2 separate regions of the Homo sapiens genome follow, and region 2 is linked to region 1. Evidence: read pairs that join two places in POLR2A ChIA-PET (ENCODE). Cell type or tissue: endothelial cell of umbilical vein. All regions are shown on one strand. Links, peaks and the distances in the headings refer to the core of each region. The heading gives the core; the rest is flanking DNA.

The links. ChIA-PET counts read pairs that join two places held together with the same protein. Peaks named below come from ENCODE experiments on the same cell type or tissue, not always from the same donor. Only the 100,000 strongest peaks of a DNase experiment are listed, where the experiment ranks them.
Region 2: POLR2A ChIA-PET joins it to region 1 with 10 read pairs; 4 of 35 experiments call an interaction of 5 or more read pairs at or near these places.

The regions. Positions count from the first base shown.
Region 1 is chr19:53,058,140-53,063,514 of GRCh38, forward strand. It overlaps LOC124904762 (a long non-coding RNA gene), which reads right to left and starts at 1,081. Exons shown (of 2, transcript XR_007067330.1): 1 at 187-1,081. In endothelial cell of umbilical vein, for the core only: no CTCF peak of the experiment used is centred there; no DNase peak of the experiment used is centred there; H3K27me3 peaks cover 170 bases.
Region 2 is chr19:53,122,463-53,127,837 of GRCh38, forward strand. ZNF415 (zinc finger protein 415) reads right to left here. Exons shown (of 4, transcript NM_018355.4): 2 at 200-281. The coding sequence starts at 214. Among named protein-coding and RNA genes, the nearest start is that of ZNF415, 7.8 kb to the right of the region's middle. In endothelial cell of umbilical vein, for the core only: no CTCF peak of the experiment used is centred there; no DNase peak of the experiment used is centred there.

The DNA.
Region 1 (5,375 bases), core at 121-5,120:
GGGCCGACGACGGAGAGGCTGGGAGGCGCTCAGGACGGGAATCCACCTCGCAGGTGAGGACTTTAAAAAGCGCGGGGCGGGAGGAGGGGTCAGGAAAGGGTTTTATGCGGGAAGAAGACGCGAATGGCAGGGGACAGGGACTGGTCTCAGAGCGAGTTTTACCCACATGGCGAGGTCCGTATTTACCTCGGGTGAAGGGCGCGATGCGGGGATTTTAAGGTCAGCAGAGCGGGTGTGGAAAAGCGGGACGGCGAATCGAAGGCTTAATCTACACCTAGGCACACTCTTGCTCGGCGGTGTCACCTTCACACACCGCGATCCGCTTCCGGGACTCCAAGAAACTGCACGTGCGCGCAGAGCCCGGGTAGCCTGGGGCGGAGCCCGGGGAGAGGCGGGGTCTGCAGAGGGACCGCGGGGGCGGGGCCTGTGCAGTTGTAAGGTAAAAAGCATAGAGTTGTGTGGGCCCCTTCTGTTGGAAAGCAAAATGTTTTCTTCCCACCAAGATGAAAACGGTTTATCTCAAAACTATTTTTGCCAGCAGGTTGGACCCGATCCTGCTAGGGAGTCTCCTGCAGCTCAGCGGTCTGGGAACTGCGAATTCGGTGGGGGGAGGGGGGTCCAGGAGGAGCAGTGAGTGATTGGATCCAGGAAAGTTCCTGCAATTCAAATTAATTGGAGTAACTTACTTTAAAAGCCCTGAAATTATCTGTGAAGGGGTTGCAAACTAGACTGTGAAATGCAAAACTGCCCGGAACAAATGTGATACGTAATGCTATTGCCCAAAGGATCCTCCTTTCCATTTCTATCCCATACCTATCTCAGGGGAAGAGTCAAGTCTGTGCTTCCAGAGACTTTTATAGGACAACACCTGGACCGTGGGCTGTGGACCGTGGAAGGCTAAAACCCGCAGTAAGCCAGATCACCAACTGCTGCTTTAAAACACGCAATAACTTTTAAAAAAAAATAGATATGAATTGTATTGTTCTTCCTTATACTTGTTATTCGGTTCCACGGTTGACAAAACCTCAAATAACTTTGAGATAAACTTTTTTTTTTTTTTTTTGAGATGGAGTCTCGCTCTGTCCCCCAGGCTCCTGGAATACAATGGCGCGATCTCGGTTCACTGCAACCTCTGCCTCCCAAGCTCAAGCGATTCTCCTGCCTCAGCCTCTGGACTAGCTGGGATTACAGGCGCGTGCCACCACGCCCGGCTAATTTTTGTTTTTAGTGGAGACGGGGTTTCACTATGTTGGCCAAGCTGGTCTCAAACTCCTGACCTCAAGTGATGCGCCCACCTCGGCCTCCCAAAGTGCTGGGATGACAGGCATCAGCCAAGGAGCCCGGCCGAGATAAACTTTCTTTAAATCATACTATGCTTAAATCGATAATATCTAAACTTTTTTTTTTTTTTTTTTTTTGAGATTGAGTTTCGCTGTTGTTGCCCAGGCTGGAGTGCAATGGCGCGATCTCGGCTCACTGCAACCTCCGCCCCCCGGGTTCAAGCGATTCTCCTGCCTCAGCCTCCCGAGTAGCTGACCACCACACCTGGCTATTTTGTATTTTTAGTAGAGACAGGGTTTCTCCATGTTGGACAGGCTGGTCTGGAACCCCCAACTTCAGGTGTTCCACCCGCCTCAGCCTTCCAAAGTGCTGGGATTACAGGCGTAAGTCACTGCGCCCGGCACTTTTTTTTTTTTTTTCTTTTTAAGATTAGGAAACAGACGTCAGAAGCAGCCAAATCAGGTCTGTAAGGTGGATGCCTAATGATTTCTCATTGCAACCCACTGTTGCAAAACTGCCGTTGTTTAATTAGAGGAATGACCAGGAACATTGTCATGGTGGAGAGGGACGCTGGTGAAGTTTCCCTGGACATTTTTCTGCTAAAGCTTTGGGTAACTTTCTCAAAAATGCTCTAAAAATAAATAAGTGTTATTCTATGTCCCTCTAGAAAGTCGACAAGCAAAATGCCTTGTGCATCCCCCACCGCCAAAAAAAAAAAAAAAAAAAAAAAAAAAAACTATTGCCATGAACTTTGTTCTTCACCGCTCAGCTTATTTTAATTAATTAATTATTGAGAAAGAGTCTCACTCTGTTGCCCAGGCTGGAGTGCAGTGGCGCAATCATGGTGCACCACAACTTTTACCTCCTGGGCTTAAGTGATCCTCCTACCTCAGCCTCTCAAGTAGCTGGAACCACAGGCACACAACACCATGCCTGGCTAATTGTTTTATAATTTTTTGTAGATACAGAGTCTCCTTATGTTACCTAGGCTGGTCTTGAACTCCTAGGCTCAAGCAATCATTCTGCCTCCATCTCCCAGAATGCTGGGATTACAGGTGTGTGCCACAGAGCCAAGGTTCACTGGTCAGCCTTTTGCTTTGACTGGACTATTTCCACCTCTTGGTAACCATTGCTTTGATTGTGGTTTTTTCAGCATTGTACTGGTAAAGCCATGTTTCGTCTTCTGTTAAAATTCTCCTAAGCTACCTGGAGTTCACACAGCTGCACTATTCCTTTATTTTTTTATTATTATTATTTTTTGAGACAAAGGTTCACTCTGTTGCCCAGGCTGAAGTGCACTTGTGCAATCTCGGCTCACTGCAACCTCCACCTCTTTGGTTCAAGTGATTCTCCTGCCTCAGCGTCCCAAGTAGCTGGGATTACAGGCATGTGCCACAACGCCCGGCTAATTTTTTTTGTATTTAGTAGAGACGGGGTTTCATCATGTTGGTCAGGCTGGTCTCGAACTCCTGGCCTCAAATGATCCACCTGCCTTGGCCTCCCAAATTGCTGGGATTACAGGCATGAGCCACCTCACCCGGCCCTGTACCGTTCCATAGAAAGAGCTTGTGTATGGCCGGGTATGTTGGCTCATGCTTGTAATCCCAGCACTTCGGGAGGCCAAGGCAGATGGATTACTTGAGCTCAGGAGTTCAAGACCAGCCTGGGCAACATGATGAAACCCCATCTCTACCAAAAAAAAAAAAGAAAAAAAAAAAAAAGAGGAGGAAAAAATAAAGAGCTCATGTAGACCAGGTGCAGTGGCTCACACCTGTCCACCATTTCCCAACTGAGCTACTGCAGCTCCCTACCTCCTGGGAGCAAGCTACCTAGGAGACACTCCATCACCCCCTTCCCTGTTTTGGCTGGGCCACACCCCTGGCTACTTAAAGCCCGAAAACACAGTGCGTGAATCAACCTCGTTGGGTTTTGGACATGTAAGTTACCTGAGCTACCCACCACATATATACCTCTTCAACGTAACTCCTTGCTTGCTGTTGGACACTGGTGGGAACGGTGCATCTTATAGCCAGAGCTCTGTGTCACCCTGTAACATGAACTGCCCATTCTCACTCGGGTGCTCACAAACCTTATCGATAAAATTGGACAGGCTCAATAGAGCTCAACTATAAAATGGAACTGGCATATTCAAGATGAGGCACAGCAGAACCTCAAGGGACCAGTATACTCCATGAACAAATGGGTAGCTTACAAGAAGGGGTCAAACAGTCCTTAAAGGATCCTCTGGCTCCTCTTGTGGCTACCTGGGACCCAAGATTCACATATATGCCCACCAAGTGTATGGCATGGTTTACTGATGTCTCTGCAAAACAATAAACACACAGGGTCTACTGGGCTTCAGCCCAGTGGATGGCCATTCTTTGACCCAGTGAATGGCCATTCAGCCAGTGGATGGCCATTCTTGACTAAGACTAGACATAGACATTCTGCCTAATTAGCCAAACTGCATGCATTGGTAATGGCCCTGCAGGCCACGTCCACCACCATATCTCATCACATTTTCATGACTCATGAGCCATGCAGACTTGTGTGGAACCCTTTAATGCTGCAGGACAGCCAGGGGCTCCTTTGGTTCACCCAATCTTCGAAACTGTTGTATTAAGACCTTTGTTTCAACTTCATCAATTTCCATTTCCATTTTACTCATCCCGTTTTTTTTTTTTTTTTTTTTGAGACAGGCTCTCGCTCTCTCACCCAGGTTGGAGTGCAGTTGTCCAATCACTGCTCACTGCAGCCTCAAACTCCTGGGCTCAAGTGATCCTCCCATCCTGGCCTCCTGAGTTAGCTGGGCCCACAGAAGTTCACCACCACACCTGACTAATTTTTGTATTTTTTTGTAAAACAGGGTTTCGCCATGTTGCCCAGGCTGGTCATCCCATTTCTTAATTACCATCTAAAGATTTCCACTCTGCTGGGAGGAGAGCCATGACTCTCCCCTACCTTTCCCCGCTTAGTTTCATTTTATGAATGCTTTTTTTTTTTTTTGAGACGGAGTCTCGCTCTGTCGCCCAGACTGGAGGAGTGCAGTGGCACGATCTTGGCTCACTGCAAGCTCCCCATTCCAGGTTCAAGCCATTCTCCTGCCTCAGCCTCCAGAGTAGCTGGGATTACAGGTGTGCGCCACCACACCCAGCTAATTGTTTTGTATTTTTAGTAGAGACAGGGTTTCACTGTGTAGGCCAAGCTGGTCTCGACCTCCTGACCTCAAGGGATCCACCCGCCTCGGCCTCCCAAAGTGCTGGGATTGCAGGTGTGAGTCACCATACCCAGCCTGTGAATGCTTGCTTTATTCACCTTTTTTCTTAATGACGATTTTAAAATTTCCACCTTCATGAGGAGAAGTCCTTTGAATCTCAACTATTTTCCCCCATCCATTCTCTTCTTAATTAACTTGATACTGTTAATTGGCACTTGAAAGTTCCAACAGGAGATGTGGAGACAGCAAATTTGATAAGGCTTCCTGAGCTGTCTTTTGGTTTTGTAGAAGTAAGGTACCGTGGGATGTATACATTAAAGGAACAACCTTATTTTTCTCCCCTTCCTTGCTTGTAGTTCTCAAGAATAACTTCAGAATGTTATTCTGAAGGTAACACCCTGAAATATGAAGAAACTGGCCAAAGCAGCCGGGCTCCATTCCAGAGCCCCCTGCCCCCCTTTCAAAGAACAGGATGTCCTTCAGTGCTTTAGGGCGGCTCATCACGAGGCCATGTGCCATAAAACCTAGGGTGGGTGCTCTCTGGGGTCCCTCAGCATCAGTGCCGGTGGGACACCAGTAGATGAGACTCCATCTTCCCCAAGCAGTTTTCCTGAGCCTTGGGGGACCAGCTTGCAATGAATCAGTCCTAGGCTTCTACTGCCCCTTGTTGCCTGTCAGTAGTCAACTCACTTTATTGAACTTGTGTGCATGGGTTCTGTCTCACTGGAGTCAGACATTCGGTAACCAGTGCGAAGTGAACCTACTTCACAGGCAAGGAGAGTCTGTAATCCTCCTACGCTTGGCAGTGGGAATGCACAATGGCACACCCACTATGGAAAACAGTATGTTGGAAAACTTCCTCAATATGGTGCCTACA
Region 2 (5,375 bases), core at 1-5,000, 64 kb after region 1:
CAGAAGTTCATGTCACAGGGTCAGGGTGAGACGGAATCTCAGTAGAGATGAGAAGGACTGAGGGAAGGCACGGGTCAATGTGAGCAAACGCGTCAGGCAGGATGCTTCAGACTCAGAGAAGATTTGCAGCTCCAAGGCATTGTCTCCCACCTTTCTGAAAAGAGGGAGACAGAATGATCCACACAGAATCTTTCTTTACCTGAGTAAAAGCCATTCCTGACTCCTTTGCTCTCCTCTTCTGGGTTTCTTCCTCATGTGCCAGGAGTCTTTGGAAGTCAATGCTGAATAACAACAACAAGTGCTGTTTATTGCTTAGAAACAACACACCCCCTCTTGTGTGACAAGCACACACATACACAGGGAGGAGCTCGCCCTGTGCAAAGACGGTCCTCTGCCGCCCACTACACCAGGGTGGCCCCAGGGACAAGAAACTCCTACAGGAAAACCAATACATGAGTCTTCTGACCCCTTTCTTCAGAACTCCCTCCCCTCCTGGAGAAGCTCACACACATGCTGCAGCAGTGGGGAGGAGACCCAGCCCTGATTAAACCCCATGCAGAGCACAGCCCCCTTTCCCTCTCTGGATCCCAGGCTGGGCTCAGCCCTCAGAAATAGAGGACACAGAGCCTTGGTGTTCAGGGCTGGATATAGATTAGAATCATGTTGGGCACTGTATTATCGAGGGTGGGTCCCAACCTGTGTGAATGGGAATCTCTGGGACAGGGATGGGGGCACAAGAGGTATATCTGCAAAGTACCCCAGCACTTTCATATGAAGCCAGGGGGTAGCTCTACTCACATGTGGTCAGCCCAGCATAGCCCCCACCTTCTGACTCTATTCTCCCCTTGAGACCTTGGTGTCATCAGGATCCAGACAGTGGAAGCAGAAAGAATCAAGAGAAGCATGCAGAGGAGGTAATATGGACCAGAGGTGGGGGTGAGGGTGTAGCTGGAGTGTGAAATGGGAAGTGGGTCACAGAAGTCCCCGCTGAGAAGGTGATATTGGAACCGAGACCTGGGGAAGGAGGGGTGTTTGCACCTGCAGCTGAGGGGCCAGCGAGTTCCAGCAGAGGCACAGCCCACGTGAAGGCCTTGAGGCAGGAGCAAGCTCGGCCCAGGAACAGGAAGGACGCATGCTTGGCTGGAGCAGAGGGAGCGAGGAGGACACAGGCAGGAGATGAGGTCAGAGAGGTCCTGGGAGGGCAGATCAGGCAGGGCAGATGCTGTCAAACATTTTTCTCCCACACCTCAAAAGAATTTTGGAAATGATGTATTTCCTCACCCATTTTAATTAAATATATAATATTTTCTTTATAAATTAACCCACTTACAATGTAAAATCTTATATATTTGAAAGTCCCACGAAATACATGGTCCCGCTCATCTGAGATGTGCAGGACTGCAGGGGAATGCATCTAGGGAGTCAGGAAGTCACTTTTGGACACCTGAAAGTGGAGATACCTGTTACATGTCCTAGCAGAAAGTTGAGGAGAAGGCTAGGCGCAGTGGCTCACACCTGTAATCCCACCACTTTGGGAGGCCGAGGCAGGTGGATCACCTGAGGTCAGGAGTTCGAGACCCACCTGACCAATGTGGTGAAACCCCATCTCTACTAAAAATACAAAAAAATTAGCCGGGCATGGTGGTAGGCACTGGTAATCCCAGCCACTTGGTAGGCTGAGGCAGGAGAATCGCTTGAACCCAGAGGGCAGAGGTTGCGGTGAGCCGAGATCGCGCCACTGCTACAGCCTGGGCAACAAGAGAAAAACTCCGTCTCAAAAAAAAAAAAGAGGTTTATTTGGCTCATGGTTCTGCAGGCTGTACAAAACACAGTGCCAGCATCTGCCTCTGATGAGGGCCTCAGGAAGCTTCCGTTTAGGGTGGAGGGTGAAGGGGCGCCAGCAGGGCAGACAAAATGGTGAGAGAGGAGACGAGAGAGAGAGAGAGAGAGAGGTCAGGCTTTTTGACAACCAGCTCTCAGGGGAACTAAGAGTCAGAACTCACTCCCTAGAGAATGACATCAAGCCATTCCCAAGAGATCTGCTCCCATGACACTCACCAGGCCCTACCTCCAACTTTGGAAATCACATTTCAACATGAGAGTTGGTGGGGCAAAACAAATCATATCCTAACAATTGCACATTCTGAGGCTATGAGTGGGGCTGGCGTGTGGTACACAATTGGAGGGTTAGTAGCAGCCAGGAGCAGGAACAGACCATTCCCAGTCACTACTGAGTAGGGATCCCAAGCCCTGAGACAGGTGGGTGGGTAAGTTGGAAAAGATCTCTTCCTTGCTTCCAGGGACTCAACGGTGAAAAAAACCAAGGCCTTTAAATGAGCAAAAAGAAGAAAGAAAATCTCCAGAGACAAGGTGCAGAATAGAAAAATAGGAGAATGGAAGAGGTGCGGGGCAGGAATTAAATGACACCAGGAATTCTGGCTGTATGTTTTCTCCAGGCTGTGGTCAGCTACACAGGGACAGAAGCAGAGTAACGGAGCTGGATGTGGGGATGTCTGGGAGAAACAAATGATTTAGTGCACTTGACTTGCAAATCATCTAGTAACTGAAAGGGTCTGTTTATGTCCAATTTTTTTTTTTTTGAGACGGAGTCTCACTCTGTCACCAGGTTGGAGTGCAGTGGCGTGATCTCGGCTCACTGCAACCTCCGCCTCCCGGGTTCAAGTGATTCTCCTCCCTCAGCCTCCCGAGTAGCTGGGATTACAGGCACATGCCACCATGCCCGGCTAATTTCTGTATTTTTAGTAGAGACGGGGTTTCACCATGTTGGCCAGGATGGTCTCGATCTCCTGACCTCATGATCTGCCCGCCTCAGCCTCCCAAAGTGATAGGATTACAGGTGTGAGCCACCGCGCCTGGCCTTTTTTTTTTTTTTAAACAGGATCTTGCTGTTGGCCAGGCTAGAGTGCAGTGATGTGATGCTGGCTCAGTGCAGCCTCGGCTTCCTGTGCTGAAGCAATCCTCCCACCTCAGCCTCTCGAGTAGCTAGGACTACAAGAGGCACGAGCCACCACATCTGGCTGATTTTTAAATTTTTTATAGAGACAAGGTGTCACTATGTTACCTAGGCTCGTCTCAAACTGGGCTCAAGTGAGCGTCCTGTCTCAGCCTCTGAAAGTGCTGGGATTACAGGCGTGAGCAACCATGCCTGCCATATCACTATCATTTTAAAAATAAACTGGAGCCAGGCGCGGTGGCTCACGCCTGTAATCCCAGCACTTTGGGAGCCCAAGCAGATCACGAGGTCGGGAGTTTGAGGCCAGCCTGATTAACATGGTGAAACCCCATCTCTACTAAAAATACAAAAATTAGCCGGACATGGTGGCACGCGCCTGTAGTCCCAGCTACTTGGGAGGCTGGGGCAGGAGAATTGCTTGAACCTGGGAGGCAGAGGTTGCAGTGAGCTAAGATCACGCCACTGCACTACAGCCTGGGCAAGAGTGAGACTCCATCTCAAAAAATAAAATAAAATAAAATAAACTGGATATGGTAGAGGCACATATTCTTTTGTTTTACCATTATTATTCCTGGTGTAGACAAAAAAAAAAAAAAAGAGCCTGGCACATGACGGAGTATTTGTTGAATAAATGAGCAGAATGATACAGGGTGACACTAGTGCACCCTCTGGTACGGTGTTCACTTTGAGGGACTGATGTGTGCAGGGGTCCTGTTTCACCTGAGGATTGTCTTCACCGAGAGTGAGAAGGGACCTGAGCAGGACCAGCTGAGGGGCAGAGCCAAGGGCCCTTCATGGAGACCACTCTGCTTACCAACCTGTGGAAGGGCAAGCGCAAGTCCACCCAGAAACACATCTGGCTGACTATGGGATCCCTGTCTGAGGCTCAGCAGACCCACGTGGCCAATAAAAGACCCTAAATTCTGCAAAAAGAAGAGTTTGTCTCTGTGCCCAGGCCCCTCCATGGAAAAAAGGTCCTGGGGTCTAAGATTTCTCACTTGGCAATGATGTTGGCTTGAATATTATTCACAGACCCAGATCCTTGGGTCTTGCGTGGGGCAAACTGACTGCAGAACTGCAGGAAGTGAGAGTCTGAACAGAGCAGCAGAAAGGCAGGCAGGAGACTTGAGGGAGGGGAGAAAGGAGAGACACAAGCAGACCAACCCCTCCTCTCCCTCAATCACCCGCCTAGGGAAGCATTAGTTTCCCATCATAGAGAGGACAATGGGGAAAGGGAGAAGCGTGTGCATAGGATGAGATGTGTGTTGGGTGGACAGAAAGACTCCTTTCCCTAAATGTGACCCCATTAGCTCACCCCATTCTATTGCACAAATTCCTGAGCGGAGGGGCACCCTGTGGGGATGAACACAGCTCTTCCTGCCTCCAGTTCCTGCGTCTCCCTGCCATGACCAGGGCTGTAACCCTCCAACTCCCTTCCCAGGGCCCCGTGGCCCCTCTGCACTGGAGAAAGGTCCATGTTCCACAGCGGGTTTCAAGGACCTTGCCCCTCAGCTCCCCAGCTGCCTTGTGACTCTGTGACTCTGTTATCTTGGAATAAACAGGGAGAGGCCACCGGCCTGGCTGCAAGAATGTGGCAGCTTTATCTTCCCAAGGACAGTCCCAGTGGAAGCCTTTGGGCCGCAGGTCAGTGTGCTGTGTTTCACTCTGATTCTTGGAGAAATCTTTCCCTTACTCTGGGACCCTGATAATCACTCCCTCTTGAGTTGCACCCACAGACGCCCCCACAACAAACCCTCCCTAATGAAAGCCATCTGCGCCTGATTCTTAGGATCCCCGTTGCCCTCTGGACTCAGACACGCTTACAAACTCCCATGGGGTCTTGCACTCCCCAGATAGTCCATAAAGGTCAGGCACTGCCTGAGGACACAGGGTTTATAGAAGCCCGGCTACGAAATTTCGCAAGTCCCAGTAACAATGAAATAATACACATAAATATCTTAGGGTCTCACTGACCCACGACAATGTATTTATTTCCACTCATAGTGACTCCACCCCACACAAAAGTACCACCAAAGCCTACCAATAAAACAGAGATGTCTCTAATGATGCACGTGCCCCAATGAGATCCTAATATCTTCCAAGAAAACACTCCAAACTGTTATTTCTATCTTTCAAAATGCATCTGAAAGCTTCCTGATCGGCCGGGCGTGGTGGCTCCCACCTGTAATCCCAGCACTTTAGGAGGCTGAGGCAGGCAGATCACGAAGTCAGGAGATCGAGACCATCCTGGCCAACATGGTGAAACCCCGTCTTTACTAAAAATACAAAAATTAGCTGGGTGTGGTGGCGCGTGCCTGTAGCCCCAGCTACTCGGGAGGCTGAGGCACGCGAATCGCTTGAACCTAGGAGGTGGAGGTTGCAGTGGGCCAGGATCGCACCA